2 separate regions of the Homo sapiens genome follow, and region 1 is linked to region 2. Evidence: chromatin loops called from intact Hi-C (ENCODE). Cell type or tissue: GM12878. All regions are shown on one strand. Each heading gives the region's core, and the rest is flanking DNA. Links, peaks and the distances in the headings are about the cores only. Region 1 holds the start of LRRC32 (leucine rich repeat containing 32). Region 2 overlaps THAP12 (THAP domain containing 12).

Region 1 (15,818 bases), core at 9,271-11,770, 300 kb before region 2:
TGAACAGGGAGGATCTGCACGCGTGTATCTGTGGAATGTGCCCATGGCTTGTGTGTGATTGTGTCTGTGTGTGTGGGACAGCTGTGGGGTGGGGTGGGGGAAAGGGACAGAGATGTGGCCCTGGTTTCTCCACAGGCCCTCTGGGTGGCCCCCTTTAGGGCTATGGATTTTCTCTCAGGGCTCTAGTTTCTTCATCTGTAAAATGAGTACATGGTCTAGGTGACTCCTGAAGCCCCTCTGGGTGCATAGCTGTGTGTCTGCCGTGAGCATCCATGAGCATATGCATGGGTTTGTGCCCTGGCACCACAGCTGGGCAGGAGGAGACTGGAGCTCAACCAGGACTCCCCTTTCCTACTGTGGACTGAAGGCCTGTGTTCTCCGCCCACATTCCTATGTCGAAACCCCAGTCCCAATGTGATGGCTTAGGAGGTGGGACCTTTGAGAGGTGATCAGATTATAAGGCTGGAGCCCTCACAAATGGGATTAGTGCCCTTGTGAGAAGAGGCCAGTGAGCTAGCTCTTTCCACCAAGGGAGAGCACAGCAACAAGGGGCCATCTGCGAACCTGTAAGAGAGGCCTCACCAGTGCCAGGCCCTGACGGCACCTTGATCTGGGACTTCCAAGCTCCAAAACGGTGAGAAGCAAATATCTATTGTTGAAGCCCTCCAATCTGTGTTATTCAGTTACAGCAGCCCAAGCTGACTAAGACACCCGCCAGGAGCCAAGTGGCCCAGGCTGGTCTGTTGGCGCCTCTAGGCCTTCTGTTCCTCGCTGCACAGGAGGGTCCAGGCCCCTGCCCTAACTGCCTTATGAGGCTGCTGTTAGATCAAGGAGGCAGTGCGTGTGAACACACGCTCAGCTAAGAAGTGTGGTGCAGATGTGACTTGGGGGGTGGGGTGGGTGAACAGATCTGTGTGACCTTGTATATTTAAGTGGACACCAGAGCTGAAAGGGACCTTTGCAGGCAAGTGACAGTGAGCCTGTGCCTATGCCTGTGGACATGTGTGGGTTGTCATTGTGTCTGTGTCTGCATGTATGTGCTCATCTGTGGGCATCTGTGCATGTTGTCTGTGTATATGTGCATTTATGTGTCCGTGTGTTTCTGTGTACATGCATTTATGGCCTTGGTGTGTCTACATGTATGTGGCTTTACTGTGTATGTTATGTGTCTGAGCGTGTCTGAGCACCAAAATCTGGGGCAGTGGTACATCCCTTCCTGTCCCAAAATCTGGGGCAGTGACACATGTATCTGTGTGCATACCATGTGTATCCATATGTGTGATGTGTGTCCAAGTACCTGTTGTGTGCATGTGTGCTGTTTGTCAGGGTGTGTCTAGATTCAGCCATGGGTCTTCATGCTCTTGGGCCCTCTGGAAGGCTGTATGGTGGGAGCAGCTCTTGCCCCTCTGCTCACTCCCTCAACTGCCCTTGCTGAGAAGGGCTGAGTCAGCTCTGTTCTTAGAGGCTCCTAAGGACTCTAGGAGGAAACTCTGGCTCCAGAGCTGACATACTGCATGTAACTAGACTCCCTACATTGGTCTGTTTTCACACTGCTATAAAGATACTACCTGAGACTGGGTAATTCATAAACAAAAGAGGTTTAATTGATTCACAGTTCTGCATGGTTGCGGAGGCCTCAGGAAACTTACAATCATGGCAGAAGGCAAAGGGAAGCAAGGCAACTCTTATATGGTGTTGAGAGAGAGAGAGAGAGAGAGAGAGAGAAGGGGGAAGCGCCCGACACTTACAAAACAACCAGATCTCATGAGAACTCACTCACTACCATGAGACCAGCCTGGGGAAACCACCCCCATGATCCAATCACCTCCCACCAGATCCCTCCCTTGACACGTCATTCAGATTACAATTCGAGATGAGATTTGGGTGGGGACACAGCCAAACCATATTTCCCCCCCACAACACACACCAGGGTTCTCACCTCTCTCTAACCTTCCTCCATCAGCTAGGGACAAAGGAAGAAGGCCCATGCCCACCTGGATCCTGCATCATGCCCCAGTCCGGGGCTGGCCGTTTCCTCCTGGGAGGCTTTATGTCTCATTTATTTCCCCACTTACCTGCTACCTGCTGTGGGCCAGGTGTGTGCCAGGAGCTTCATGCATATTGTCTCAACCATGCCCACTCTCTAAAATGAGAGTTATTTGCTCACTTTACAGATGAGGAACTGGAGGCTTGGAGGATGAAGTGCCTTGTATGTGTCAGCCCATCTGTCTCCTGATCTGAGGTGGTGATGCAGGGCTACAAAAGCCCAGAAAAACAGCAATGGTCCCTGGAGGGTTCCCAGGGGAGGCAGCCTCAGTGAGCACACAACTTCCTCTTCTGCAGAACAGGGGTGAGGACAGCACCTTCCAGGTGAGTCTGAGGAAGCCCTCAGGAGGAGCCAGCACGGCATTCGCATGGGCTTCCATGCACATGCTCAGATGGGACCCCAGAGATGGAGCCCCAAGTCATGGCTTTCATGATGAGTCAATGCCAGCTGGTGCCAATGAAGGCCCCCTGCCTTCCCCCCAGCAGCCTGTGACCATTCACCTGTCCCTTGGAGTACATTCCCAGCAAGGGGACATTCTGGCATTTCTAGAGGTTGGGTTCTCACTATGGCAGATGGAGCTATGGGCTTCCAGAAGGTCCTTGCAGGGCTGGGTGATCTGGAATTGCTTGGTCCCTGGTTCTGCAGGTGGGCACACTTTGAGATGGACTCCTTAGAAAAGCCCAAATACTTTAGCCTGGCATTCAAGGCCCTACACATGCTGGCCCCACCTCATCTGCCCCCTACACAACCAACTGTTTGGCTATGACACACTCCTTACACTTCTGCAAACCCCTCATGATGCGGCATCTTTGCTCTTGTTATTTTCTCTACCTAGATGACTTGTCCCTTTTTCAACACCTGGTGAATGCCTCTACATCCTTCAAAGTCCACCTAAAATGCCACCTTCTCCTGAAACCCTTTCCCAGTCCTCCTCGGTATGGAATTAGTAGCTGCCATGCCTGATCCTCACTTGACAGGAGGGACCTTATCTAGTTCCTTCCTTTAGTCCAATGCCCAGGAAGAGGCATGTACGAGAAAGCTGAATTGATGAATGAACAAATTAAGGAACTAACTAGCCCAAAGGCATCGAATAAATAATCTCCCCTCCCGCAATGCCAGCTCCTGAGGTCGCCTTTTGGTTTCTCCTCTGCTGTTCTCTGCATCTGAGCTTGGTTGATCTGATGCTTAGCTGGGATCCCGGCACACCAGGCACAGGCAGCATGTCAGCTCATGGCTCCCCTCGCAGCCCTGCCTCTGCTCACCACTGCCCTTATGCTGCAGTGGATGCCCTCACCTCCAACCCCTGCACCGGCCTGGAGGCTCTTTCCCAGCTCCCTGTTTCCCACTCCTTCTGGCTAACTCCTTCCTCTCCAAATCTCTGTTCCTCTGCCACTGCCTCCAGGAATCCTTCCCTGACACACTCCCTTTCATCCCAACGTGCTGTGGGAGGGGGACCTCCTCTGGCCCCTCAGCCCTGGGCCACCCTGTCCATCACTGACTACACTCTAGGTATGGTCTTGTGTCAGCCTCTCCCTGCAGAAGGGGGCTTCTGGAGGGCAAAGGTGGATCTGAACCCTGTTTGTGTGACCCCAGGGTCTGGCCAGTAAAGTTCAGTGGGGAAGAAATATGACAGATCAGGGGAGGTGAAGGAGGCTACTGTGGTGGCAGGTGAGCCTCCCTTTAAGGAAATCCACGTGCATGACAATCAAGATTTGCTCAAAAGACAGAGTGGAGTCTACACTCTCATAGAATGGGAGGTGAAGTGACACAGAGAAGGAGGGAAAGGCCACACATGTACTGAGCACCTGCTGTGTGCACCGTCTCAGGACCCTGCATCTTCATTGAGTGGTGAGGACACGAGGCTCTGAGAGGAGACTGACAAACCAAATGGGCTGCTGCGTTCCCCGGGGCTGTGGGACACCCAAGCCCGGCTCCTTCTCAAGGGCTGGCCATGCCACCTCCCATGTAGGCTCTGACCTGGCCTTCCCTGCACAAGTCCCTCTTGCTGGAGGCCCCAGTCTCTCCATCAGGACCAGCGCAGGTTTCCGCGGCCTGAGAGACTCTTTGAGCAATCCACTAGGGGGCAGGCAAGTTGTTCCAGAGTGAACCAGGAGCCCCTCTGGCAACCCAGGAGACTCGTGGGCCCCTCCCCAGCCCGCAGGCTCCCGGGGCTCCGCTGCCCAGCAGGGAGAGGGAGGAGGGGGATACATGGAGTGATGGGGCACCCCACGGAGGAGTCCCACGTGGGAAACTTCCCTGAATGACTGAAGCACAAAGAGAGTTCTTCAACAACTCTCCATTTCTCACTGGCGCACTGGGGAGCTGGATGTGGTTTTTGGCTCTGTCAAGTGCAGAGTGTGGGCTCCAGGATATGGAACCTGGCCCCTGTGCATCGTGAAACAGCAGATCTCAGGGTCCTGTCCCCACCGGAAAGGCCTGGCCCAAGTTGGCGTGTGTCCAGGATGTGTCCAGCCTCCAGACACTAACATTTTCTATGACATAACGCATAGGCGATCATCGTATACCATTCTTGCCTGGATGCTGGCTCCTGTGGCCTATCACACTCTCTCCTGGGAGGCAGTTGTGACTGCCCCATCTACAGACAGGAGAAGCATCTCTGATCTGTGGACATTTCCCCGTGAGCCACAAATTACCCTGACTGCTCTGCCTGGTCTCCTGGTGCAGAAATGGGTGATGGCCCTCTCTTCCCTGTCCTTCTCATGACAGCTCTCCACCACCTCCACAATCAGTCATCAAGTCCTGTGCGGCCTGCCACGATGGTCTCCGACTTCGGTCCACAACAAGGGCACCAGGCTTCATGCTGCTCTCTTGCCTCTATTCCCACCCCTAATCTACCTGCAACGCAGACCTTGCGACGTCACTTTTCGACTTAGCAAGTGTGCACTACTGATGACCAAGGGCCTTTGCTGAGGAGCTCCTGCCAGCTGGCCCTGCCAGCTCTCTCCCCTGGCTGCCCAGCCCCTTTCTATCCCTATGCCCTGGCCCGTCTTGTCCTTCCAAATCCCTCTGACCCCCAGTTTCAACCTAGAGAGTTTTTATTCTAAAAAGTATTCCTTTTAGTAGTTATATTTACCCATTAAGGCCTGGAGCCAGTGGCCTGGAGATAACCTTCCCCATCACTATTGTGTCCGGGTACAAAATCCTTCCAGCTTGAGGAACATCACAATATCGTCTCAGCATATTTTCAGAATTGTTATTACAGACATGGGCTGGTGGGAGCTGGCCATGAGGGCAGTCTCTGTTCTTCCCATGTGTTCACCTTGAGCCCACACTCTTCACTTTGACAGAAACTAAAACCACATCCAACTCCCCAGTGCAACTATGAGAAATGGAGAGTTGGTGAAGAATTCCTGGGAGCCAGAGAAGACAACGCATCATGGCTCACCACGCAGCCAAACTTCATGAACTTTTTAAAGCCTCAGTTCTCCTTCCCGGAGTCCCTTCCCTGGCAGCTGCTTCACCTTTCTCCATCCTTTTCCCATCACCCCTCATCCCCAAATCTCCGTGTTGTCCCCAGCCCACCAGCACCCAGCCTCAGCTTCCTTATTCATTGGTGGTTACCCAAAGAACAACTACAAGACTGGTCCAAGGTCCAGGAACCCTTTAAAGGGGTGGCTCAGGTCTCCCCAGGCACTGACTCCAAGGCTTCCCCTGTGGGCAGCCCATGGGAGGGTCTTTATTTCACTAGAAAGAAGGAACTAATGTGGATGGAATATCTGCAATGTACCTCTCACTTCCATCATGCAAGGCAAAGATTATTCTCTATTTTCGATGCAGCTACTGAGACTCAGTCCAAGGTCACCCAGCAAGCCAGTGGCAGAACTGGACCTCAACTCCAAAGCCCCCACCACCTGCACCACCCTGGTGGCCTTATGGGCCCCAGCCAAATACTATATGGAAAAAGGTGACTCAGACAAGGTCACCAGCTGCAAGGTAGGGCCCAGCGAATGGAGCTGGAGTAGGGTGCAGAGGACGGGGCAGGTGAGGCCAGGTGAAGCCAAGGCCAGCAGCCAGGTCTCTGGATGTGGATGGAAGAGTTGAGGGGGCAGATGCCAGAGTGTGCTATGGGCCCAGGTCAAGGTCAGAACTTGCAGGGTAGGTGGGACACGGAAGAATGAAAAGGCGGAGAAACTAATGAACTCTGGCCACCCGCCTGGGGAAGCCCACTGGAGGGCTGTTTCTTCCCACAGCCACCATGCCCTCTCACTTGGCCTCTTGGACTTATGTAGCAGGGAAATGAAGAGCTTTTTGAACTGGAGGCTCGGCTTTTTTTTTCCTTTTAATGGCATGGAAACCCCACAAGGTAGTTTCTGCAGCCCTCACCTCTGGTAACTCTAAATCAGGTGAAAGAGGGAGAGATAGATGGGAAGGAAGAGAGAGAGGGGGAGGGAGAGGCAGGAGAAAGAGAGAGGGAGAGGGACTTTGATAGAGCTAACTGGGCACAGCTAGGGAGAGCAAGAAAGGGGAGAGGAGATGGTGGAGGATGTATGTGGGTTCGTGATATAGAACCTGGCCCCAATGTGTGGTGAAAGAGACAGGAAAACGGGAAGTGTGACGTGGACTCAGACGCCCTGGGCCATCAAAGGCTTTTAAGCAGGAGGGTGACCTGGTCAAACCTGTGTTTTGGAGAGACTCCATCTTGCTGCCATGTGGGGCCTGAGTGGATGAGCGGGAAAAGAGATCCTGGGCCAGGAAGCAGCCCTGGGGAAAGGGCCAGGGGAGAAAACGCCAGGCCGAAGAGGGAGTGAGAGCCGGGAGCTTCCACCTTTAGAAATCAGGTGGAGGAGGAAGAGAAGGGCCCGCAGCAGGATCCTGAAGGAGATGCAAGAGAGGAGAGAGGAGGGCCAGGAGGGGGTGTTCCAAGGTGCCACGGGAAGAAGGCCATTAAAGGAGGAGGGGAAGCTGTGAAGAACATAGCCAAGGGACGTGGACACTGTCCCTCGGTCCGGCCACAGCAGTTCTGCCATGGATGTGCTTGCTGGAATGAGGGGCTGGAGACAGGTGGAGAGTGGAGGCAATGGAGGCAGCAAGAGTGGCTTTCTTGCAGGTAGCTCCCTTGTGGGTCTGGCTAGGAGGAGATGAGAGGAGGGGGCCACAGCTGAAGGGAACCTGGAAGACCCAGAAGGGGCTTGTGAAACAGGGGCGTGTACAAGAGGGCTTGCCCAGAATGTTCCCCAGGAGGCAGGTGCTGCCTCTGCCAGCAGGAAGCACAGCCCATCCACCAGGAGGCCAGGTGGTCACTGATGCCAGCAGAGGCAAGTTTGGTTTTGGGAGTCAGGTTCAGGCCTCAAATCCGGGTCTCCTGACCCCAGCACCACAGGAGAGAAAAACCAGCAAGCAGGCTGAAGTCACACAGCCTAGAAGAGGTCAGGGAGTGGCAGCCCTGAGGCCACATAACCCCTTTTTAAGCTTCCAGACCTTCAGAGGGATTGGCTTGGGGACAAGGCCTGGCATCCATCCCTCAGGAGACAGGATGCAGTACTCTGCATTCTGAAGCCCCAGCCCAGCTCCCAGGGCCTGAAGCTCACAGCATCCCAGCTGGATTAATTATGAGATTCCTGGGAGGCCAAAGGAGTCTGTCTGACTAATTTAGCCCAAACTATGTCCTTTCCCCTCCTTTCCTTTTTCACTTCAGGAAACCAGCCCTAGTGGAAGCCACTTGACTTATGTGTGGTCTGCTTCTGAGAAAAATCAGAGTCACAAGCCACGCGAGATGACAGCCTAGTTCCCATGACCATGTGCACCTGTGCCTGTGTGTACAGGCATGCTCACGTGTGTGCGTGTGTGCACGTCCATGCACACAGACGAGAGGCTTATCTGTGCTCTCTGCTGTGTGTGCACTGGGTTTGGGGAGCCTTGGTATTTTAAGTCTTTATTGTACATACTGGATGTGAGCTGTGTTTGTGTGCAATGTGTCTGGTATGTTTGTGAGTGTGGTGTTCGTGTAGGATGTATGGATATAGTGTGTGTACACGGTGTATGCTCAATGTACATGTTTGTGTTGTGTTTTGCACATGTGTTTAATTGAGAGTTGGATTTGTGCAGGATGTATGTAACCATGTGTGGTGACTGTGTGACTTTTGAGGGCGTCTCTGAAATGTCTGAATGTTTGTGAATCGTGTGTGTGCCTACGTGAAATTCGTGTATGAGGTCGATGCATGCTTGTTGCTTTCGTGAGTCGTGGCCCTGTGCATCTCATGTTGCCTCTGAGGGTGCATATGAAGGATGTGTGTGTGGCTGTGGCTGGGCTGTTGTTGCAGGTGCACTATGTCTGTGGGGCGAGTGCATGTGGCTCTCATCAGCAGGTGGAAAAATGTCATAGGGGAAGGGGGTGAAAATCCAATGTAGCAGAGAGGGCAGCCCCCTCTTGCCTCCTCCTTGCCCCTGTAGAGCCTCAGCTTCCCCTCAATGGATAATACTTGAAGGACTCTAGGAAGATCCTATGGTCATGAGGAAGCTGGCAACATGACTAGGACAAGATGGGGGCTCTGTGACCTGTGCCTAAGAAGACCCTGTCCCAGTGACAACTGGGTGTGCCCAGGCCTTCGCCCCCTCACTTGCCCCTTGAGGGCTTCCACCTGCCCCCCTGAGGAACGCTGTACCCTCATGCTGCCTACCCATACTGTCCCTGAGGGGCAGCCACAGCTACATTCTAGGCAGGTTTCCTCCCTACATCCCCTGACCACAGCCAGGGAAAGCTTGAAAACCACTTCTCTCTCCCTGAAACAAACCAGCACAAAGACCATAGCTGCTGCCAAAACCCTCAAATGCTGACCGGGGCAGGGAGCACCGCAAGCTGTGCCATTGACTGGTGAGGAACAGCTTAATACAAACGCACTCACCCTTCAAACTGCCCTAGTGGTCCATTGTCCATGGCTGCCCTCACTCTACTGGGTTCAGAGGTGAGGCCACCAGCCCAAAGTTACACAGCAGTGAGTGGCGCAGCGAGGATGGGAATGCGGGTGGGTCTCTCTCCTAAACCCAGGTTGCTTCTCTTCCTCCGTTCTGCCCTTCTCAGTCCCCTCCTCACCCCACCTAAGATGGGAGGGGGAACACAACTACACACAGAATGTTTAGATAATTTGCTCTTTGGGCTCATTAATGCTCCTTCAAGTGACGAAATGATCGAGTATTCAGTGGGTAGGCGCTGGAGCCCCACTGCCTGGACTCACCTGTACTGGCTGTGCAAGCTTAAGTTAATTACTCATCCTTGCTGCATTTCCTCATGTGTCATCTGCAAAATGGAGCTGCTGCTAATAATAATAATAATAATAATAATATCTACCTTCTTGGGTGTAGTTAAGGATTGAATGGCTTGCAATATGACAGCTGCATTAGAAAGCTGCCTGGCCCAGCCTATACCCTTCCCGACTTGAAATTACTCACAGTAAGAAAGATTAATAATCCTGTTAACCATAACCTTTACATTTCATTCCTTCATTTCTGCGATGCAGTGAGGGAGGGGCTGGCGTTATCTCCACTTCATAGGTGAAAGCTGGGCAACTATGACAGCAGGGGCCAGGGCCTGCCCCGAGCCCCACCGCAGAGCCTGCCTGCCCCTCATCATCACGGTACTTCCCTGGAGCAGTGCGTCTCAAAGGGTGGTCTGAGGACTGGCAGCATCAGCGCCACTGAGGGTTTGCTGGAGGTGCAGATTCCGGGCCCCACCTCTGACCTACTGAACCAGACTCTCTGGGATGGGGCCTGGCAATCTATTTAGCCAGTCCTCAGGGATTCTGATGCTTGCCAAAGCTTGAGAAGAACTGGGCTAGACCTCTGAAGAGGTTGCTGTGTGAACCCAGGAGCACCCCACGTGAGGCCTGTGGAAGAAAGTGGAGGAGGAGAATAAGACCTTCGGCCCACTGTGTGACCTCGGGCCACGTCCTCACCCTCTCTGGGCCTAGAATCTGTCATATTTCTTGGCATGGGATTAGAGGAGGCTGGGAAGATTCTCTGAAATTTATGGCCACCTCTCCTCCTCTATGCCAGCACCCGGCTCCTGTGAGTGGTGCTTTTAGGAGCTCATGTGTTTGCAGCCACCTCATCCTGGCCTTGGCTCGTTGCTGTTTTTAGTACCTTGGAGATGACACTTTGTGACCTCACAGACCATAACCAAAGCCCAAAGTGATAAACACTGGATCATCAAGAAAAGGGTACATCAGGTTTAACCTTTAAGCAGTTAAAACAGAGGAAAAAGTTGCATGGCTCAAAGGCACAAGACCTCGGGTTCCCAGCAGCCTGGTGCTGCAGAAAGCTGCGGTTTCATGGTCCACAGCTCAGCACAGCATCAGGTTGTGGAGACACTTCTGATCCTGCCCTGCCTGGTCCATCCCCCCAACTCCCTTGGGGCCTCTGGGAGCCTCCAGTCCCTTCAGTCACAGTAGTCACTGACGGGACTCTGAACCAGGAGCCTTTCGTGTGGTGGCTGCGGGGTATATGGGGTCTCACCAGCACCTGCTTCCCCTGCCTTGGTAACGCTAAGTGCTGCCATGAGGGGGTGCCTTGTGCCTCCATCAAGAACAGAAAACCCGCAGAGTAAGTCCTCATTCTCTGGCCACGAATGAGGACTTGGAGCCTGAGGACTTGGATGGGCATGCCCACTGTGTCTGCTGTGTGACCACCAGCAAGTCATAGAGTCCCTGCAGGCTTCATCTCTCTTCTGTAAAAGGGGGGCAGAGATAGGCCTCCCCTCGTCAGATGGCTATGGGCAGGGGATAAGTAAAGAACCTGGCCCCAGGCCTGGTCCTGCAAGCCCTTGATATTCCCACTCAAGAGACCAGCTACTCCCCACCACTGGGCCATTCATAACATCCTCCTGCCCCTCCAGGAGGTGGCCTAGAGCTGGTGTGGCCTGAGTCCATTTGCCCTAGGGAGAAAGGGAGGGGAGTCAGGGGAAGAACTGGGGAACCCAGGGTTCTGCCCTAGAAGGCAGGGCCCAGAAGGGGCTCGTGAGGGAACTCCCAGACTCTCAGGGGCCCATGTGGGTGCTGGGCAGAAGCAGGGAGTGAGGACAGCCACATCTCTGCACTGAGACCTGGCCTGAAAATCAGAAGACCTCGGTTCAATTACTGGCTCCATAGCTGTGCTGTGTGACTTTAGGCAGTTGCTTAACCTCTCTGAGCCTGGTCAGTAATTGAGAATAAAGGTCTCTGAGTTTCCTGGTCAGTCATTGAGAATAAAGACACCTAACTGGAAGGCTGTCTATGGCTGTCTTTACTCTCATTTGCCACATGAGATGAAGGACTGACCCACAGTGAGGGTTCAGCAAACAGCAGTGGAGACTAAATTGTCAGTCTAGGGTGCCATGGTCCTTTCCACTCTGGCTCTACAGTTAGATCAGGACAGCAAGGCTCAGAGAGTTTTAGCAGCTTGTCCAAGGTCACACAGGATGTGCACATCATCACCTTTCTGGGCCACTTGCTCCTGCGTAGGACCCTCAGGTTTCAATCTGGCCTGAGGTGAAATCCTCCCAGGGAGCTTTGAGCCTGACTTGGTGCCCGAGTGGGTTTTTTCATTACAGAATGGTAGTCCCGAGGACACAGGAAGAGATGCATCTCTTATATTTTCACTGACAATGCATGAAGGAATGGAAGCATTTCCACAAAAATATCAACACCATGAAGACTGAGCTGTCTGCTGATGGGCTGCCCAGGAGAACTCCCCATTTCTGGAGGTGTGCCAGCAGAAGCTAAGTGACACTGGATGGGAAGTTGGACTTGGTGGCCTTTAAAAGACCCTCCACATGGCTGCAAGGCAAGCCTGAGTCTGCTCAGTTTCCACCCACTCCTCCTCCTGCAGACTCAAGCTCTGCCTCCTAGACTTGGCCTTCAAGGCCTCTGGACTCAATCATCCTCTGTGCTCTCATCTGTCTCTCATCTGGCCTGGGAGCTCCAAAAAAGTAGGCATTGGGCATTTTTATTCAGCAACTGTCCTGGGCCCACCAGAGGAGAGAGGTCATGTTTACTGAGCAAAGGCCCCCGCGACCAGGAACTTCACACGTGTCATTACAGGCCATCCTCATACACCCGGTACTGTAATTAGTTTCACTTTGCAGGTCAGCAAACCAAGGTCAGGAAGGCTGAGCAACCTGCCAAAAGTCACACAACAACATGACTGCCAAAGAAGTGAAGAGATGAAGGAAGGGGCGCTGAGCCTGTGGGCTTCCCGGCTTTTAGCCCCTGGTCCCCAGAGGCATCTGCAGCAGGTGGGCACGCTTGGTTGCCCATCTGCCTCAAATGTGGGGGAGCCCCATCCGGGCACTGAGTAAGGTGGAACCCCACGAGCTGACTAACCACAACCACAGCCTCTGGGGGCGGGGGAGTGGGAGGTGGGGCACTCACCCCCAGCCCACCATAGCCCCAGCCCCGCCCTCCTGGGCCCTAGCAGAAGCTCTGCCATGGCCCAGTGATTTCTGCTTGGTAGCAGCTCCGGGAAGGGTGAGGCAGTGCTCAGCGAGCCTGGGTCTGGATGGCTGGGAGCTGGTCTGATACACAAGGCCAGGAACTGCCCGAATGATCCAGTCACTCTGCTCATACTGCAGGGCAGCTTCAAAGCACTTTCCTGAACATTTGGCCCCTTGGACAGGGACCTGGAAAAGGAAGCCCACAGGATATAGGAGTATCCACCAACTGCCACAATAAAGGCAGTGAGAAGTTGCCTAACAACCACTGGGTGCAGGCTCCAGCTGGATCCATTGCACTTAGTTCTAGCACCAACTCCAAGTAGTAGCTACTATCTTTCCCACTTTACAGATAGGGGCACTGAGGTTCCATTTGACCAAATGGAGCACTAGAGACCAGAGAGGGGGCTGGATGGACCAGCTAGGACCCTGTGGACATAGATCTGAGGCCTTGGGTGGCTGGGAGGGAAGGGAAAGAGGTTTGGATACCCTTCGCAGGCCCTGCTGAGAGATTCCTTACCTGCACCTCCTGCCCATCCCCTCACTGCAGCTCAGGCCTCCTCCTTAGGGAAGCCTTCCCTGATTTCCTCTTCTAAGACTAGGTCAGGCCCCTATGGCACCTGCTATCATGGCTTGTCCTCTCTGGGTTGACCCCATCTCCCCAGATCCATCTCCACAGTGGACTGAACAGGGGTAAGAAAAGGCAGTAACTGTAGAGACTTCAGGGAATCCCGCTTCTGAGCCCAGCCTTACCCTGATTTGCCACAAGGCCCTGGGTGGTCACTTTCATGCATGTAAAATGGGGCACCCTGCCCCACTCTCAGGGCTGGTGACGATCAGGGAAGAGAAACACTGTGGAAGAGGCCCCTTCTACACTTGGAACCAGGACCTGGAGGACAGCCAGGGCCCCTCTCTTCTAGGGACCCGCATACTAGAGTCCACAGGCAGCAAGGCAGGGTACCTGTGATTTGGTAGGGTCAAGGCATCTAGAAGAGAGGTGGCTTTGGGAAAGATCTGCTTCAACCTCCAATCTAAATGACAATACCGCCACCCCATATTTGCACAGTACTTTAAAAATTCGGGCAAGATAATGCCCAAACTGAATCAGACTTAGCTTTATGAACAGATTGGGCTCAAATCACTGATTCTTATTAGCTGTGTTGACTTTGGACACGCCATTTAACCTTTTCTGAGCCTCAGGTTCCCCAGCTATAAATAGGGACCTTACTAGTCTCAGACAATTGGTTTTCATGTGTACACACTGCCCCCACCCCTAGCCTCAGCTTCTCCATCCGAAAACAGGACTTTGATGGTGCCGTTTCACAGGCTGTTGAAGGGTCCCGCAGATGATGGAGGAGTACGGGTCCAGACACTAGAGCACAATCCGGAGAGGAAAAGTGACCTGCCAGGACCCACCAGAGTGGACGGCTTGGTGCGGGGAACCCCCTCCGCGGCCGCCCCAGGGCCAGCGAAGGGTCATTTCCTTCCGCATTCAGCCCCGCCGTCACCTCGCCTGTTTGCCCCCGCGTTAAGTGCGGCGGCGCCAGCAGCTGGGAAATCGGGGCCAGGCCGGATTTCCTCTGTGGACCTGCGGCTCCTAGAGCCACCGCGCCCCCCTCCGGACCCCGCGGGGCCGCGAACTGCACGTGCGGCGGCCGCTGGGATGGGCCTCGCTCCCACGGCGCTTCCTCTGCAACCCCTCTCCCTCCCGCCCTCTCATCCCCCCACACTGGGCCCCCGCCCCTTCCCGGCCGAGGTCCCAGGGTGGTGAAGATGCTTCGCCGCCCCACCCCACTCCGCCCCCGCCGGCTCCGGATAAACCGAGGCACGGGGCCAGGCGCTAGGACCCCACGGCCTCGCCAGAGGGGGGCGTGGCGGGGCGGGCCGGCGGGAGAGGTATTTAAATTGCAGCCGGAGCGCGGGGGCTCCGGTGGGGCAGCTGAGCGGCCTGCTCCTCCTCGGGCCGTGACCCCGGGGTCTGGCGCGGGGTGGGACCCGGGGGCGGGTTTGCGCAAAATGTGCCGAGACTGCCCGGGAGAGGAGCTGCGGCCGCGCTGAGCCAGGTAGGAGCCGCCGGGCAGGCGAGGCTGGCCGGCCCTCGGGGGGCGCACTGTCGCGCGCCTCTAGCGAGCGCAAGGCGGGGGCTGGTCCCAAGGGACGCCCCCCAAACACTCCCCTCCCGCCATCCCCACTGCGCGCGTGGAGCCGGGGCTGACCCTCCCTCGGTCCCTGGGAGTTCCCCAGCGCTCCTGTCTTGGCGGATCTTTCCCGCAAAGGGGTGAGGCCGGCCTTCCCATTTGACAGCTGGGAAAACAATGGCCTGAAGACCGTGACTTGCCCAGGAACACACAGCTAGGCAAGGGCAAACCGGAATTTGAATTCAGGTTTCCTGCAACGCTCCGATCCCAGCCAGGCGTGGGGCTGCCCATCCCACAGCACTAGATGGCCTGCCCATTTCTCGTAGTGGGGTAGGGGGCACCCACCGCTCTCCAAGGGGCTCTGAACCCAGCCTTCTTCATGGGTGGTAAGATGTGAGGGGCCCCCACCCCCACGCCGAGCTGCCTGAAATTCCGCCATCACAGCCACATTCCTTTGGGTTAAGGTCTAATTCCCCCGTGGGATGCACATGTCTCCAGAACGAGGCTTGCCCTTAGTGATTCACTGCTTGACAGGAACGTCCGCAGCAGCTCTCCCAGGACCCCACTCTGCCAGTAAGTCAGCTGAGGCCGAGAGGAGGGAGAGAGGACCTCAGAGGCCAGACTGTGAGCTAGTCTGCCCTGCTCCTGCGTGTGAGGGGTCGTTGGCAGGGCTTAGGGAAGGAGACCTTGATTTGGTATAGTGGGAACATTTGCTTTGGAGACAGATGAACTGGATTCTGATCGTGACCCTGCTATTTTCTCCTTGTGTGACTTTGGGTAAGTCACTTCTCTGAGCCTCCTTTTCTTCATGGGCAAAAAAAAGACAGTTCTATTGGGGGCAGTCGGCTCAGCATGTGCTGGAGAAAACACAGTATTCAGGTCATGTAGAACTGGATAAATCCCAGCTCCAAAGCCCTTATGAGCTGGGTAACTCTGGGGGTAAGTCACTTCACTTTCCGGAAACTGTTTTCTCATCCGTAAAATGGGAATTACAGTAATTTCCTCAATAGGTGATTGTGAGAATTAAATGAGATGATATAGGTCAAGTGCTTAGAAGACTAACATCCTTAAATGTAGGGGTGGGCTTATTGTGGTAGTAGTCATTGCCCCCCGTACCCCTGCTCTTTCTCTCTCACTCTCTCTCTCTCTCTCACACACACACACACACACACACACACACACACACACACACATTCTTTGGCACTTTTCTGAG
Region 2 (15,818 bases), core at 7,042-9,541:
GCACTATGGTTTTTATTATGAGTGAAATAGGAAGTCATTGAAGGGTTTAGAGCAGAGACTTAAATTTTAACAGGATCAGTGGCTGCTCATTAGATTGTGGGGAGGCAAAGGTGAAAGCCGGAAGACCAGTTAAAAGGCTGTTGTAATAATCCAGATTAATAGAGGAGGAGATGGTAAATTTGAGATATGGTTTGAAGGTGAAGCCAACATCATTTGCTAATGGTTTGGAGGTAGATTGTAAAAGAAAAAGAGAACTTAAGGACGACTTCAAGATTTTAAAAATCTATGTTGGCCAGGTTGGTCTTGAACTCCTGGCTTCAAGCAGTCCTCCTGTGTCGGTCTCCCAAAGTGCTAGAACAGGCTCTGAGCCACCGCGCCCAGCCGACTTCAAGATTTTTAACGTGAGCATTTGCTGAGATAGGGAAGACTGGGAAGAGCAGGTTTGGTAGAGGAATACTAGAAGTTTGGGTTTGAGAGACCTGATAGACATTCAAGAATAGATGTCTAGGCCGGGCATGGTGGCTCACACCTGTAATCCCAGCACTTTGGGAGGCCTAAGCAGGCGGATCACTTGAGGTCAGGAGTTCGAGACCAGCCTGGCCAACATAGGGAAACCCTGTCTCTATTAAAAAATACAAAAATTAGCTGAGCCCAGTGGTGCGTGCCTGTCCAGCTACTCAGGAGGCCAAGACGTGAGAATCGCTTGAACCCAGGAGGCAGAGGTTGCAGTGAGCCGAGATCGTGCCACTGCACTCCAGTCAGGGTGACAGAACAAGACTCCGTCTCAAGAAAGAAAGAATAGATGAAAAAAAAAAAAGAATAGATGTCTTTCTTCATACCATATACAGAAATGAACTCCAAATGGCCTATACTTTTATTGAGATCAAAGGCCTAAATATAAGAGCTATGTCATTAAACTTTTAGGAAAAAAATACAGATAAATCTTCATGACTTTAGATTTGGCAGCACATTCTTGTTTGTTTTTTGTTTTTTTTGAGAGTCTCACTCTGTTGCCCAGGCTGCAGTGCAGTGGCACAGTCTCAGCTCACTGCAACCTCTGCCACCGATGTTCACAAACTATTCTACTCACTCAGCCTCCCAGGTAGCTGGGATTGCAGGCATCCGCCACCATGCCTGGCTAATTTTTGTATTTTTTTTTAGTCAAGACGGGGTTTCGCCATGTTGGCCAGGCTGGTCTCGAACTCCTGATCTCAGGTGATCTGCCCGCCTTGGCCTCCCAAAGTGCTGGGATTACAGGTGTAAGCCACCGTGCTTGGCTGGCACCACATTCTTAGATATGACACCAAAATACATGCAGTAAAAAGAAAAATAGACTAATTGGACTTCATCAAAATTAAACTTTTGTGTATCAAAGAACATTACCAAGAAAGTGAAAAGAATGGAAGAAGGTACTTGCAAATAATACATTTGATCTGGGTCCAGTATCCAGAATATATAAAGAACTCTTACAATTCAGCAACAAAAAGACAACCCAATTTTAAAATAGGCAAAGGACTTCTTTCTTTAAACAGAAGATATAAATGGCTAAAAAGCACATGAAAAGATGCTGAGCATCACTCGTTATTAGAGAAGTTCAAATCAAAACCACAAGTGGCAGTTAGATGTAGAATTACTGTGTGTCCCAGCAATTCCATTCCTAGGCGTATATCCAAAGAATTGCAAACTGATATTCAAAAAAACCAAATGTACACACATTCATAGCAGCACTATTCGCAATAGTCAAAAGGTAGAAACAAGCCACGTTTATCAGTGCTTGAATGGATAAACAAAATGTATATCAATACAATGAAATATTAGCCATGAAAAGGAATGAAGTGCCAGTACATACTACAGTATGGGTGAACCTCAGAAACATTATGCTAAGTGAAAGAAGTCAGATACAAAAGCTTATATGTTGTATGATTCTATTATATTAAATATCCAGAATAAGTAAATCCATAGAGATAGAAAGCATATCAGTGGTTGCCTGGGGCTGGGCGAAAGGGAGAGTGGGGAGCAACTGATTAATGGTTACAAGGTTTCCTTTTGAGGTGATGAAAATGTTTTAGAATTAGGTAGTGGTGATGGTTGCAGAACATGATGAATGTGTTAATTGCCATTAGTTTTTTACTTTAAAATGGTTAGTTTTATGTTATGAGAATTTCACCTCAAAGAAAATAGATGTCTTGAAGAGAGAATAGGATATACAAGTCTGAAATTCAGAGACTTTCAAACCGGAAATTGTAAATATGGGTGTTCTCAGTTTATAGAGGGTATTTAAAACCGTGGTACGGGTTAAGGTTATCTAAGGAGTGAGCAAAGAACAGATCTGAGGATTGAGTCCTGGGGCATTCCCAGTGTTTTAAGTTCCGAGACATGGGAAAGAACTCGCTCAGTACAGTGAGGAGTAGCAGTTGGGAACAGAGGAGAGGAGCATCTTAGTCTGACTTGGCCTTGCCCCATTATGCGTTATCTTCCTTTTACCCAAATTTTAGCCCAAAGACATTCTTACAGGTTTATTTCACTTCCATAATGAGGGCACCCCTAGTCAGTTCTGGACCACAGGTCATTTGTATTAATATGTAGTGAATCCTGTTTTGACTACACTCCTTAAGGGGAGTATAGTCTATAGGGGTTTACAGTTTCAGATTTGAAAGAAGTGTTTAGATCTAGTGAAATCTCACTTGAAATACTGGAATTTTCTCAATAATAGTGACTTTTATCATTTTTAGGGTTATTATCCCTTTTGAGAATCTAGCATAAGGACTCTTACCTGAAAAAAAAAAAAAAACAAAAAAAACATAGACACAATTTAGCATTCGAAGACAAAGATGTTTATGGGCCTTTATAGGCCCTGTGCATTCCTGACAGATGGGCATCTTTGCCCTTGCTAAAACACCTCTAATGATAGTCCTCCCCTTTGTGAGAAGACACGTGATGATTCTGGACGCTTTGGCTGTTGTTTCTTCCTTGTATTGAGTGGACATCTGCCTCCTGTAATTGAGGCCTTGGAGGTCCTAGTTTTGTTCCCAGGATCACACGAAGTCTCTGCCCTTTTCAACGTTAGACTCCTTTGAATGCTTCAAGACCAAATCATGAATTTCTTTTTAAAAAGATGTTTATTGAGATGCAATTCACATATAATTCACCCATGTAAAGTGTACGATTTGGGGTATATACATTAATTTTTAAAATTTTGGTAAAATACAACAGAATTTGCTAATTTAACCTTTAAGTGTGCAATTCAGTGGCGTTAATTACATTCACAGTGTTGTGCAACCTTCTCCACTATTTTCAAAACTTTTTCATTTATCCCAAACAAAAACTGTAACCATTAGGCAATAACCTCCCATTCCCCTGCCCTTCCAGCCTTTGGTAACCTCGAATCCACTTTCGGTCTTTATAAATTTGCCTGTTCTAGATTCCTCATATTGGTGGAATCATACAATATTTCTCCTTTTATGTCTGGCTTGTTTAACTTAATATGTTCAAGGTCTTTTTATCCAAATCAAACCTCCTCGTACTACATGATTTTAAGTTCTACTGTATTTGATAGTTTCCATTTCACTGTGCCCAGTGTTATTTATAACAAAGAAGTAGTTTCCAGAGGTGTTATTGAATTAATAACAGTATTTTTAGGGTTATTAGTTCTAACCCACCCCCCCCCCACCTTTTCTTCTATAAACAGGTTGTAGGGAAGGTTGATAAAAGGTGACATTGCCAGTCTAGTCTTCAAATGCTAACATTGTTAACAAACAATAAAGATGAATATATTTAATGCTATTAAAACAGTACATTTCCCAGTCATCAGTTATAAATTCCATGCATGCTTTTAGAAACAGCTATTTAGAAATAATTTAAACTTCAAGAGTGTAATTAATAAAGTGTATGGTGTGGAATCACATACCATAATAGTTCTTATTGTTTTAGAAAACGTGGCATTAATATGCTTCTTTTTTAAAAAAGTGAAATAATCAACCCAGCTTAGGTCAGTGACACGGTTTAAGTAAAAAAAAAAAAAAAAAGCCTAAGTCTTGATTGCCCCAGGGTGGCTTGCCTAATGCCAAGGCTTGCCACTGTGAGGCAGCTCACAGTGGAGCTCTTCCTAAACCAGGAGATGGTACAGGTAGAGCTAATGAATTGCTCTGATTAGAGTGAGATGGGCGTTGAAGCTCTCTTCTTCCTCCTCAGGCAGCTAGTACTAACTCACCCAAGATGGGTGAGGGCTTCCAAGGTTCTTCTGGCAATTTAATGAAGGCTGATTGAGAGCTGGTGTGCTCTACTTTGTGAAATGTAAAACAGTGGTTTTCTGGGGACTCGTGAGGGTGCCTGTTTGGGCTGTTATAACAAAATACCTTAGACTAGGTGATTTTTAAACAACAGAAATTTATTTCTCATAGTTCTGGAAGCTGGGAAGTCCAAGATAAAGTCACCAGCAGATTTGGCATCTGGTGAGGGCTCACTCTTGGCTTCTTAGATGGTGCCTTCTTGTTGTGTTCTCACATGGCGGAAGGGGCAAATAAGGCTTCCCCGTCATGACCTAAGTCATCTCCCAGATGCCCCACCTCCCAACACCACTGCACTGGGGATTGTTTCAATATGAATTTTGAGGGGATGCAGACATTCAGACCATAGCAATCCCCAAGATCCTTTCAGGGAGTCCACAATGTCAGAACTATTTTCATAATAACACTGATATTATTTGCATTTTTCATATTTGGTCTCTCAGGAGTGGACAGTGGAATTTTTGGGTTGCTACATAACATGATGGCATCATTGCTTTGATAAATTTTGTGTTGTGTTTTCTAGAATTTTCTAAATATTATTCAGATCTGAGTGTTCAGTAGACATTTTCTCAGAAATAAACAAGCCTGCCACTTCAAGGAGAACAACTGATAATTTGAGCATTCAAGTTGAAAATTAGAATTTTGGAAAATTTATGTGCCACTGTGAGCTTGACAGCTCTCTAATACTTAAAGACTTTTCTGGTGAGATCACTGATGATACTGATGTGTTTTTTTTTTTTTTTGTATAATGAATTGCATTAACATTTATATGGTATGTATAACTCACTGAACTAATATTTTCCAAATGACCAATTTATGGTTTTACAGAGACATACATGGATAAAAGTGCAAGATAGACTATGGGATTTTTTATGTACTAGGGCATGAAAAAGCTCATTGGTCTGGTCTCAGATGTCACATTTCAACTAATCTTGAAGAAACTACCACTTGTGGAGAATTCACAATTATATGGAAAAAAGAGGAGTATTGTAATAACCTTTTTAACTGCATATCGTTATGAGGCTAGATTTTCTTCATATATTTCAACCAAAACAACATATAGCAATAGATTAAATACAGAAGCAGATGTGAGAATCTAGCTGTCTTCTGTTAAGCTGGACGTTAAAGAGATTTGCAAAAATGAAGAAGTGTCATTTTTCTCACTAAATATTTTTGTTTTGGAAAATGCAATTTTTTATTAAAACGTTATTTGTGTTAACATAAGGTTGGTATTTTAATGAATTAATAAATATTTTTAAAATTTTTCTGATAAATGTTGTTAGGTAAAATCCACATAAAAGATCTTTGGAGTCCTCAATAATGTAATAGTGCAAAGGAATCCTGGGACTATGAAGTTTGAGAATTGCTGCTCTAAAATGTGAGCAGCAAATTTCAAACTTTTTTTTTTTTTGAGGGGTCTTACTCTGTCACTCAGGCTGGAGTGCAGTGGCAGGAGCATGGCTCACTGCAGCCTCAACCACCTGGGCTCAAGCAATCTTCCAGCCTCAGCCACCCAAATACCTGGGACTATAGGTGCCCATCACAACCCCCGGCTAATTTTTGAAAAAAATTTTTTTTAGAGACAGGGTCTCACCATGTTGCCCAGGCTGGTCTTGGACTCCTGAGCTGAAGCATTCCCCCCTTGTTCAGCCTCCCAAAGTCTTAGGATTGCAGATGTGAGACACCACGCCCAGCCTGAAGTACTTTCATATCAACTCATTTAATCTTCCAAACAATGGGGTGAGTTGTAATAATAGTACTTCTTTTTCCTTTTTTTTTTTTTTTTGAGACAGTGTCTCACTGTCACCCAGGCTAAAGTGCAATGACACGATCTCCAGTCATTGCAACCTCTGCCTCCTGCGCTCAAGTAATTCTCCTGCCTTATCCTCCCAAGTAGCTGGGACTGCAGGTACATACCACCATGCCTGGCTAATTTTTATATTTTTTGTAGAGACAGGGTTTCGCCATGTTGCCCAGGCTGGAACAGTACTTACGTAGTGTATTCTTTGTGACAGGCACTGCTCTGTTATATACTTCTCTGTTATATATACATTATTTCATGTTACCCTTGCAGTAAATTTTGAGGTAGTCCTTGCTTTACAGATGACCAAAGTAGGTACAGAGAGGTTAGCTAACTTTTTTAAAGGCCCTGCAGAAATGTCTAAAACCTTAAGAGCAGGTAGGACAGGATAAAATAGGTATTACCCGAACTTTTTTGACCGTGGAACCCTGTTTTTTTTTTGGAGACAGGTTCTTATTCTGTCACCCAGGCTGGAGTGCAGGAGCACAATCATTGCTCACTGCAGTCTCCATCTCCCAGGCTCAAACAATCCTCCCATCTCTGCCTCCCAAGTAGCTGGGGACCATAGGCGCACGCCACCACACTTGACTAATTTTTTAATTTTTTATAGAGACAAGGTCTCCCTATATTGTCCAGGCTGGTCTTGAACTCCTAGCCTCAAGTGATCCTCTTGCCTTGGCCTCTCAAAGTGCTGGTATTATGAGCCACCATGCCCGGTCCCTTTTTTTTTTTTTTTTTTAAATGTAACAGTTCTGACTGGGCATAGTCACTCAGGCCTGTAATCCCAGCACTTTGAGAGGCTGAGGCAGGAGGATGGCTTAAACCCAGGAGTTTGAACTTAGAATGAGCTATGATTGCACCAGTGTGCTACAGCCTGGGCGACAGATTGAGGCCCTGTCTCTCTCTCTCTTTTTTTTTTTTAGAAGCAATTCTTTGAACAGGATTCCTTGGAATACACTTTTAGAAATGCTGCATTAGTAAGAAACCAATGAGGGAAAAACATCAAAAACAAAACAAAGAAGTAATCAGTGATGGTTGACTAGTGCTGAAGGTGTTTAAGGTGTGTACAGAAAGTGGCTGCACGCAGTGGCTCACGCCTGTAATCCCAGCACTTTGTGAGGTTTAGGCGGGAGGATCGCTTGAGCCCGGGAGTTTGAGACCCACCTGGGCAACATAATGACACCTCTTCTCATTACTTTAAAAATGAAATAAAAGATAGGCCAGGCACGATGGCTCACGCCTGTAATCCCAGCACTTTGGGAGGCCGAGGCGGGTGGATCACCTGGTCAGGGGTTCGAGACCAGCCTGGCCAACATAGCGAAACCCCATCTCTACTAAAAGTACAAAAATTAACCGGGCATGGTGGGGGGTGCCTGTAATCCCAGCTACTCAGGAGGCTGAGGCAGTAGAGTAGCTTGAACCCAGGAGGCAGAGGTTGCAGGGAGCCAAGATTGTGCCACTGCACTCCAGCCTGAGCGACAAGAGCAAGACTCCACCAAAAAAAAAAAAAAAAAAAAAGAAAAGTTAAAAATGAAATAAAATCTGTACAGGAAAGTGACCGTTGGATTTGGCAGGATAGGGTCGTTAGTAATTTTCTTGAGCAGTTTCAGTGGAAAAGGGATAGAGTAGGAGCCTCCTTGGCATTGATTAAGGAGACAGTACAACAAGATAAGTGGATGCAGTCCAAATGGATGCTTTAACAAGTTTTGCTATAAAGAGGATCAGGATTAAGAGAGTTTTAAAGATGGGAGACATTAGGGCATGTTTACACTGTGGGAATAATATAGTAAGATAAATGTAGGGAGTTGAGATATTATACATGGAGAGGTGGAAAGTCTTAAATGCCTGGAGTTTTCTGTGTGCATACATATTCATACACATACACCCACATATATGTACACATGTGAGTCAGGAAAACTTTCCCTCAAGAAATGACATTTGCGCTAAGATCTGAAGGCTGAGTCATAGTTAACTGTGCATAGGAAGTGTATAAAAAGCAGCAAGAAGAGTGTAGTAGGCTGAGTAAACAGCGCAGGGAAGGCCCCAGGATAGAAGTGAACACAGTTGTTTATCCTGAGAGTAATGAGAAGCCACTAAAAGCTTAAGCATGGGAGAGACATTCTCAAATTGGCTTTAAAAAATGCTCTGCAGCACGGAGAAGGGGTTAGAGAAGGGCAGATGACCAGTTTGGAAGAGATACTAGTAGACCAGGTAAAAAATTATGGTAGCTTGGACCAGGGTGTTATTGATGGAGAGAAGCAGATGGATTTGGGGAGTCATTCCACTGTGCTAAGGGAAAAGTCTACAAAATCTGGAGTACAGGGAACAGAACAATGACAGGGAGAGCTGGGAAAGGGGAGGCATTGGTAAAAATTTGAGACGAGTATGTAAGTGGGTATGTATGTATATAAATATATATACATATTCATAATACACATATGAATACACATGTGAAAACACTTATTGTGGTCATATATATATATATTTTTTTTTTTTTTCTTTTTTTTTGAGACGGAGTCTCGCTCTCTTGCCAGGCTGGAGTGCAGTGGTGCGATCTTGGCCTACTGCAACCTCCACCTCCCGGATTCAAGTGATTCTCCTACCTCAGCCTCCCGGTCATATATAATTTTTATAATTTTATTCATGTAAAAACGTATACATAGAAGAGCTACGTGCGGTGGCTCATGCCTGTAATCCTAGCACCTTGGGAGGCCGAGGCAGGACGATCACTTCACCCAGGCGTTTCAGACTAACCTGGGGAACATGGTGAAACCCCGTCTCTACAAAAAATACAAAAAGTTAGCCAGGCATGGTGGCGTGTGCCTGTAGTCCCAGCTACATGGGAGACTGAGGTGGGAGAATCGCTTGAACCCAGGAGATGGAGGCTGCAGTGAGCCGAGATTGCACCACTGCACTCCAGCCTGTGCAACAGAGTGAGATCCTCTCTCTCAAAAAAAAACCCCAAAAAACATATGCACAGAAGATCACAAATGATAACTGTACATCATGTTGGATTTTCAGAGTAACATATCCATGAAAATTTCACCGGGATTTTTAAAAAATAGAGTATCACTAGCGTCCCAAACTTCCTCTGCTTCATGGTTCTCCCAGCCATTATCCCATTCTCCCCAGTGGTAGCCACTGTGACTTCACATACCTTGGATTAGTTAGGTTTTGGGGGGAAGAGGGAGAATGAATGGAAGCTTTATTATTGTTTGAGATATAGAACATTAGCAGCACCTCAGTAGCCTCTTTTGTGCCCACTCCCAGTTGTTACCCTCCCCAAATGTATCTGCTATTCCATCACTGTGTTGAGGCGGAGCCAGACCACCCCATATTTAAAGATTCACTAGAAGGGCTTGCAGGACTCAGTATATGGTTGTACTCACAGTGAAGATTTATTGCATTGTAGTAAGGATACACATCTGGATCATGAGGGAAAAAGACAGGCACAGTCTGAAGGAATCCATGTATAGGCTTCCCTATGCTCCGTCTTTCCCATGAGGGGGTCACCCAGAGCCCGTTTTTCCCCAGTGGTGGAAATGTGGCAACACGTGCCGTGTTTCTGTGGAGAGAAGACCGTTAGAGACGTAGTGTCCGAGGTTTTTACTGGGTCCTGATCACATAGGCAGCCTCTGCCTGGCATATAATAAAATTCCAAATTCCCAGAAGGGATGGCAGGTGTTCAGCAGGTGTGCTTGTTTGCACAAGCAGTCTAGGCACATTGAGCTGCATTATCAGTTAGGAAAAATTTTATTTCTGTGTATGGAACTGTTTACCAACCAAGTTCCCGGATACCAGCCCAAGGTCCTTAACAAACAGGCCTTTCTAAGGACAGCAGCCTGAGGTCTGCTGTGTTAACTCTTTTTCTGAACAATCACTATGAATGAGTTTTGCCTGTTCTAGAATTTCATATCAAAGGAATCATGTAGTATGTACTCCTGGCTTCTTCTGCTTAACATTACGTTTGTGAGATTGTAGATAGTTTGTTCATTTCATAGCCAAGTAGTATTCCATTGAATGAATATACCACAATTTATCCATCCTGCTGTTGATGGGCAAAGTTACTTCACCTTCTCCCCAATATTTGGTATTACCTCTTTTACATTGTAGTCATTCTTGTGGGTATGTAGTAATTTGTTTTGGCTTTAATTAGCATTTCCCTGATGGCAAATGAGATCGAGCATTTTTTTTTCATCTATGTATTGCCATTTTTATAACCTTTTTATTATAAAGTGCCTGTTCAAGGCCCCTTGCCTATTTTTATGTTGGGTTATTTATTTGTAGGAGTTCTTCATATATATTTTGAATGTGAGTCCATTGTTAGATATATGTATTGCAAATATCTGACATTTTGTGGTCTGCCATTTCACTCTTAAATGGCTTCTTTTAATGAAGAAAAGTTATTAACTTTAAAGTAGCCTAATTTATATATCTTTTCCTCTAGCATTTGTGCTGTTGCCTTAAGAGATCTTTATTCCAAGGTCATGAAGATAATCTCCTGTGTTATCTTTTAGTGGCTTTATTGTTTTACCTTTCATATTTAGATCTCCAATCACTTGGAACTTATTTTTGTGTATGGTGTACAAGTAGGAGTTAAGATTTATTTTTTTCATGTAGATATTCAGCTGACTCGGCCCTATTTATTGGAAAAGAAAAATCCATATTTGCTGCTGTTCAGAGCTACCTTTAAGTATCTGCAGTGCTCTATTTTGTTTCACTGTTCTGTCCTTCTGCCAGTACTTGTCTTAATAAGCTTTACAGTAAGTCTTAATATCTGGTAGTGTAATTCTTTCAACCTCCTTTTTCCTCTCTCTCTCTCAAGATTATCTTGGTTATCCCTGGTTCTTTAATGTTGTGTATAAAAAGTTTTAGAATAATTTGTCATTTCTTTCTCTTGCTCTCTCTCACAAACTTACTGGGCTTGTGATTATATTGAATTAGTAAATGGGTTTGGGGAGAATTGACATCTTTGGAATTTAGTGTGCCAGTTCATAAACTTGTGTATTTATTTAAGTTTGCTTTAAAAAGATTATTAGAGGTCTTGCACTTCTTTCACTAGATTTATTCTTAAGTAGTTCATATAGAAAGTCAGGTGTATTTGATTAGGCTCTCTGCCTGATGCCCATTCTGTTCTTGATTGTCTGAATAAGAGTTGCTGTTGATATCAGAAAGCTGTTTCAACTTAGTTCGGAGGTAATATGTACAGTATTGCTCTGTGTGGAAGGTCTCCAGAGATTTAAGAATTTAAAAAACAAACAACTGTAGCAGTATGGCAAATTATTTTATAGTGAGATCGTTTTTATACTTAATATTTGGATTTTGAAACATGAAATGTTTATAATCATAATGTACAACTGTGTAAAAGTGTGATTAAATTGTGAACATCTTAGGCATCGTTACTGTGAGCAGTAATACTTGTTGGTCAAATGAAATGCTGTACAATTTAGGTGTAGTTTTTTAAAAATCATAGCATTTTACCTTGATTTGACATTTTTAGAGTAGAGAGAATTAAGTGTCAGGGGCATGTATGTTGGGGGGAGGTGGACAATAGTGTTAAAACATAAAAAAAAAATACTGTGATTTAATTATAAAGGAATATGTTGGGCCGGGCGCAGTGGCTCGCGCCTGTAATCCTAGCACTTTGGGAGGCCAAGGTGGGCAGATCACCTGCGATCTGGAGTTCGAGACCAAGCTAGCCAACGTGCTGAAACCCCATCTGTACTATAAATACAAAACTTAGCTGAGTGTCGTGGTGCACGCCTATAATCTCAGCTCCTTGGGTGGCTGAGGCAGGAGAATTGCTTGAACCTGGGAGGCAGAGGTTGCAGTGAGCTGAGATCACACCACTGCACTCCACCCTGGGCTAAAGAGCAAGACACCATCTCAAAAAAATAATTTGTGATACTGTTTATCCACGGCAGAACTTTTATTCTTAGAAATTTGAGGAATGGGCCGGGCGCGGTGGCTCACGCCTGTAATCCCAGCACTTTGGGAGGCCGAGGCGGGCAGATCACCTGAGGTCGGGAGTTCGAGACCAGCCTGACCAACATGGAGAAACCCAGTCTCTACTAAAAATACAAAATTAGCCAGGCGTGGTAACGCATGCCTGTAATCCTAGCTACTTGGGAGGCTGAGACAGGAGAATCGCTTGAACCCGGGAAGCAGAGGTTGCAGTGAGCCAAGATCATGGCATTGCACTCCAACCTGGGCAACAAGAGCAAAACTCTGTCTCAAAAAAAAAAAAGAAAAGAAAAGAAATTTGAGGAAAGATCTAGTTGTGACTTTAGCAAGTTACTTAATATTTCTGTGCCTTCATCTGCACAAGGGGGATATTAATAGTACCCATCTTTGGAAAGGACTTAGAACGTGTCTGGCTCATAATAAGTGCTTATTATTAGCTTTTCTGAAAATATTTAAGCACCGAGAGGGCATGGACTTTGTCTTGTTCTCTGTCTTCAACACTTTTTGTGTACTAGATTGTGTAGTCACAGTCCCTGCATTCATGGAGCTTGCAATCTAGTCAGCACGTATTACTGTAGATAATAATTTGTGTTCATAGGAAGATAAACGAATACAGCCTTTATGCTTCCCTTAGAAACTAGTTATTTAAAGAACATCTAGTTGCTGATTTTTTTTTTTTTTTCCGAGACGGAGTCTGGCTCTGTCACCCAGGCTGGAGTGCAGTGGCGCAATCTCGGCTCACTGCAAGCTCCGCCTCCCGGGTTCACGCCATTCTCCTGCCTCAGCCTCCCGAGTAGCTGGGACTACAGGCGCTCGCCGCTTCGCCCAGCTAATTTTTTGTATTTTTAGTAGAGACGGGGTTTCACCGGGTTAGCCAGGATGGTCTCGATCTCCTGACCTCCTGATCTGCCTGCCTTGGCCTCCCAAAGTGCTGGGATTACAGGCGTGACAACACGCCCGGCCTAATTGCTGATTTTCTACAGTGACAGTGTTGTTTTGTATGCTTGTTGAAGTTGAAATCCTGAAGGGAATGTTAAGCTGTGAGCCTTGTGGCTGTGCATGCAGCTTTCTGCTTGTTCTGCTGATGGTTGAATCTTCTCTGATGTTTTGGGAGTTGGAAGATGCAGGTTTCAGTTCTAGTTCTGCTGATGATTTTGTACTTCCCTCCAAACAAGTTACTTCTTAACCTTGTCTGTAATTGAAATGTTGGTACTAAATGACTTCTAAGGTTTTTTCCAACTGTTATTTTGTTATTAATCAAATTCTCCAAATTATGTTCTCAGGGAGGGGAGCAGGAATCCGTTGTTATTAATGTATGTTTGCCTTAAAACTGAAGGCTGAAATTTAAATGCTGAGCTCATTTTCATAATTGTATTTTGGTTTTATTTATAGATGCCAGAAGTGGGTGGAGAACTGTAGGAGAGCAGACTTAGAAGATAAAACACCTGATCAGCTAAATAAACATTATCGATTATGTGCCAAACATTTTGAGACCTCTATGATCTGTAGAACTGTGAGTAATAGAAGAGCTTGGTGTCTCTCTGTTTGACTTGATTTCTCTCTCTCACTGTGTCTGGTTGGAAATGTAAGTATTTACCAATGTTGGAAGGTATTCCTATATCCTGCCACTTTAAGATGAAGACAGATTTGGAGCTGAAAAGTATCTGTTTTGTTCTTAAAATCCTGATTTTGCCGGGGGCCTATAATCCCAGCACTTTGGGAGGCCGAGGCAGGAAGACCACTTGAGCTCAGGAGTTTGAGACCAGCCTGGGCAACATGGCCAGATGCCGTCGCTACAGAAAATACCAAAAAAACTAGCGAGGTGTGGTGACGTATGCCTGTAGTCCCAGCTACTTGGGAAGCTGAGATGGGAGGATACTTGAGCCCATGACGTCGGGGCTGCAGAGAGTTGTGTTCATGCCACTACACTCCACTCTGGGCGACAGAGTGAGCGCTTGTCTGGAAAAAAAACTCAAAATGATTAAAACAAAACAAAACAAAACAAAACTCTTCGGTTCCTGGTGCCCCATTTCTACTCACCCAAGGTAACTACTTTTTTTTTTTTTTTTTTTAAAGACAGTCTTGCTCTGTCACCCAGGCTGGAGTGCAGTGGCGCTATCTTAGCTCACTGCAACTTCTGCCACCTCCCCCACCTCCTGGGCTCAAGCGATTCTCTCTCCTCAGCCTCCCAAGTAGCTGAGATTACAGGCATTGTGCCACCACGCCCAGCTAATTTTTGTACTTTTAGTAGAGGTGGGATTTCTCCATGTTGGCCAGGCTAGTCTCAATCTCCTGACCTCAAGTGACCCGCCCACCTCGGCCTCCCAAAGTGCTGGGATTACATGTATGAGCCTCCACACCCGGCTGAGGTAACCACTTTTAAATATTATTTAGTCTTCAGGAAAATTTTAGATGATTATAAAAGTATATGTTTATTTAAGGTAAAGTTGGTGTTTTTATTTGGAGCTCTTTAGAGCTTTTTTATGAGTAAAATTTTCATCTCGGAATGGAGCTCTTGTTTTCATGTTTTTGTATGTACTATTAGAACCAACTTTTAATTTTTATGTGGTAGATATAATGGTAAACAAATTATCCAGGTAATGTGGAAAAACATTTTCATCAATAATATGTAATTTCATATCAGGACCTACTGTTAACTGTGTGAGCTTGGCCAAGTCACTTCCCCTCTTTGGGCCCCAGTTCCTAATAAGGAGATTAGGCCAGGTAATTCCTGAGTTCTAAGATTTTTAACCCTCTGTGATTCTCTTGCTGTGATTTATAAAAGGCACAAATAAGGCAAATTTGATTGAAATGAAGCAGACTTGTTTCAGTGTAACTAATGTAACACCTCAGATATTGGGATAGACATAAACTTGATTCAAAGGTACACTATATGTTGTTATGCAGCAATTTATTTTGATATTTTTTTCAGATACATTTTGCAGAGGCATCAGAAAACTAAAGAATGATTGGGTTATTTTATTTCTCAAAATTAATTGAAGCAGATACTTGTGAAGTCATTGGGAGGTGAGCCAATTCCGGTTCAACAGTTTAATCACAAATATTTGAGGAATATTTTTGCCTTGATTTGTTAAAAGGGTAATAATGATCAACCAAAATAAAAGGTTTCATATGTTTAAAAGGCAAACTACTTTTATGTTCTTGACATGAAGTAAAAATATCCCAAATTATTTTAAATACATTTGCCATATGCATTTTTGCATTTTTATTTTAGTAATAAATATGGTCTCTTAATTAGATAATTCTAACCAGATTGTGAGAAATTTAAAGGATAGTTCATTCTTACATTCTTTAGTTAGAGAATAGAACAGAAAGATGAGCCAGGTTTGCTTTTTTAATTTCTAAATGATTCTTCAATCTTGAATAAATGAACGCAAATGTGAGAAAATGTTCTTTCTATACGTCTAGGAGATGTTGTTATTAAAAACTGGATTTCTGGGCTGGATATGGTAGCTCACACCTGTAATCCCAGCACTTTGGGAGGCTGAGGCGGGCAGATCATTTGCGGTCAGGAGTTTGAGACCAGCCTGGCCAACGGGGAAACCCCTTCTCTACTAAAAATACCAAACAAAACAAAACAAAAAAAATTTTGCTGGGCATGGCGGTGCACACGTGTAATCCCAGCTGCTCAGGAGGCTGAAACAGGAGAATCGCTTGAACCAAGGAGGCCGAGGTTGCAGTGAGCCAAGATTGTGCCACTGCACTTCAGCCTTGGTGACAGAGTGAGACTGTGTCTCAAAAACAAA

The links. Hi-C counts contacts between places; a loop is a spot of excess contacts. Peaks named below come from ENCODE experiments on the same cell type or tissue, not always from the same donor. Only the 100,000 strongest peaks of a DNase experiment are listed, where the experiment ranks them.
Region 1: a loop joins it to region 2, with 2.6 times the contacts of the local background. A loop is called at or near these places in 9 of 110 quality-filtered maps.

Annotation. Positions count from the first base shown.
Region 1 is chr11:76,669,326-76,685,143 of GRCh38, reverse strand. LRRC32 (leucine rich repeat containing 32) reads left to right here and starts at 14,397. Exons shown (of 3, transcript NM_001128922.2): 1 at 14,397-14,530. It also overlaps the pseudogene GUCY2EP. RefSeq lists enhancers at 10,145-10,224, 11,571-11,620 and silencers at 12,281-12,520, 14,253-14,452, 14,513-14,642. In GM12878, for the core only: a CTCF peak has its summit at 10,582; a DNase peak (open chromatin) is centred at 10,363; H3K27ac peaks cover 1,280 bases.
Region 2 is chr11:76,363,598-76,379,415 of GRCh38, reverse strand. It overlaps THAP12 (THAP domain containing 12), which reads left to right. Exons shown (of 5, transcript NM_004705.4): 2 at 13,444-13,564. Among named protein-coding and RNA genes, the nearest start is that of THAP12, 9.6 kb to the left of the region's middle. RefSeq lists a silencer at 7,974-8,083 and an enhancer at 12,828-13,329. In GM12878, for the core only: no CTCF peak of the experiment used is centred there; a DNase peak (open chromatin) is centred at 8,025.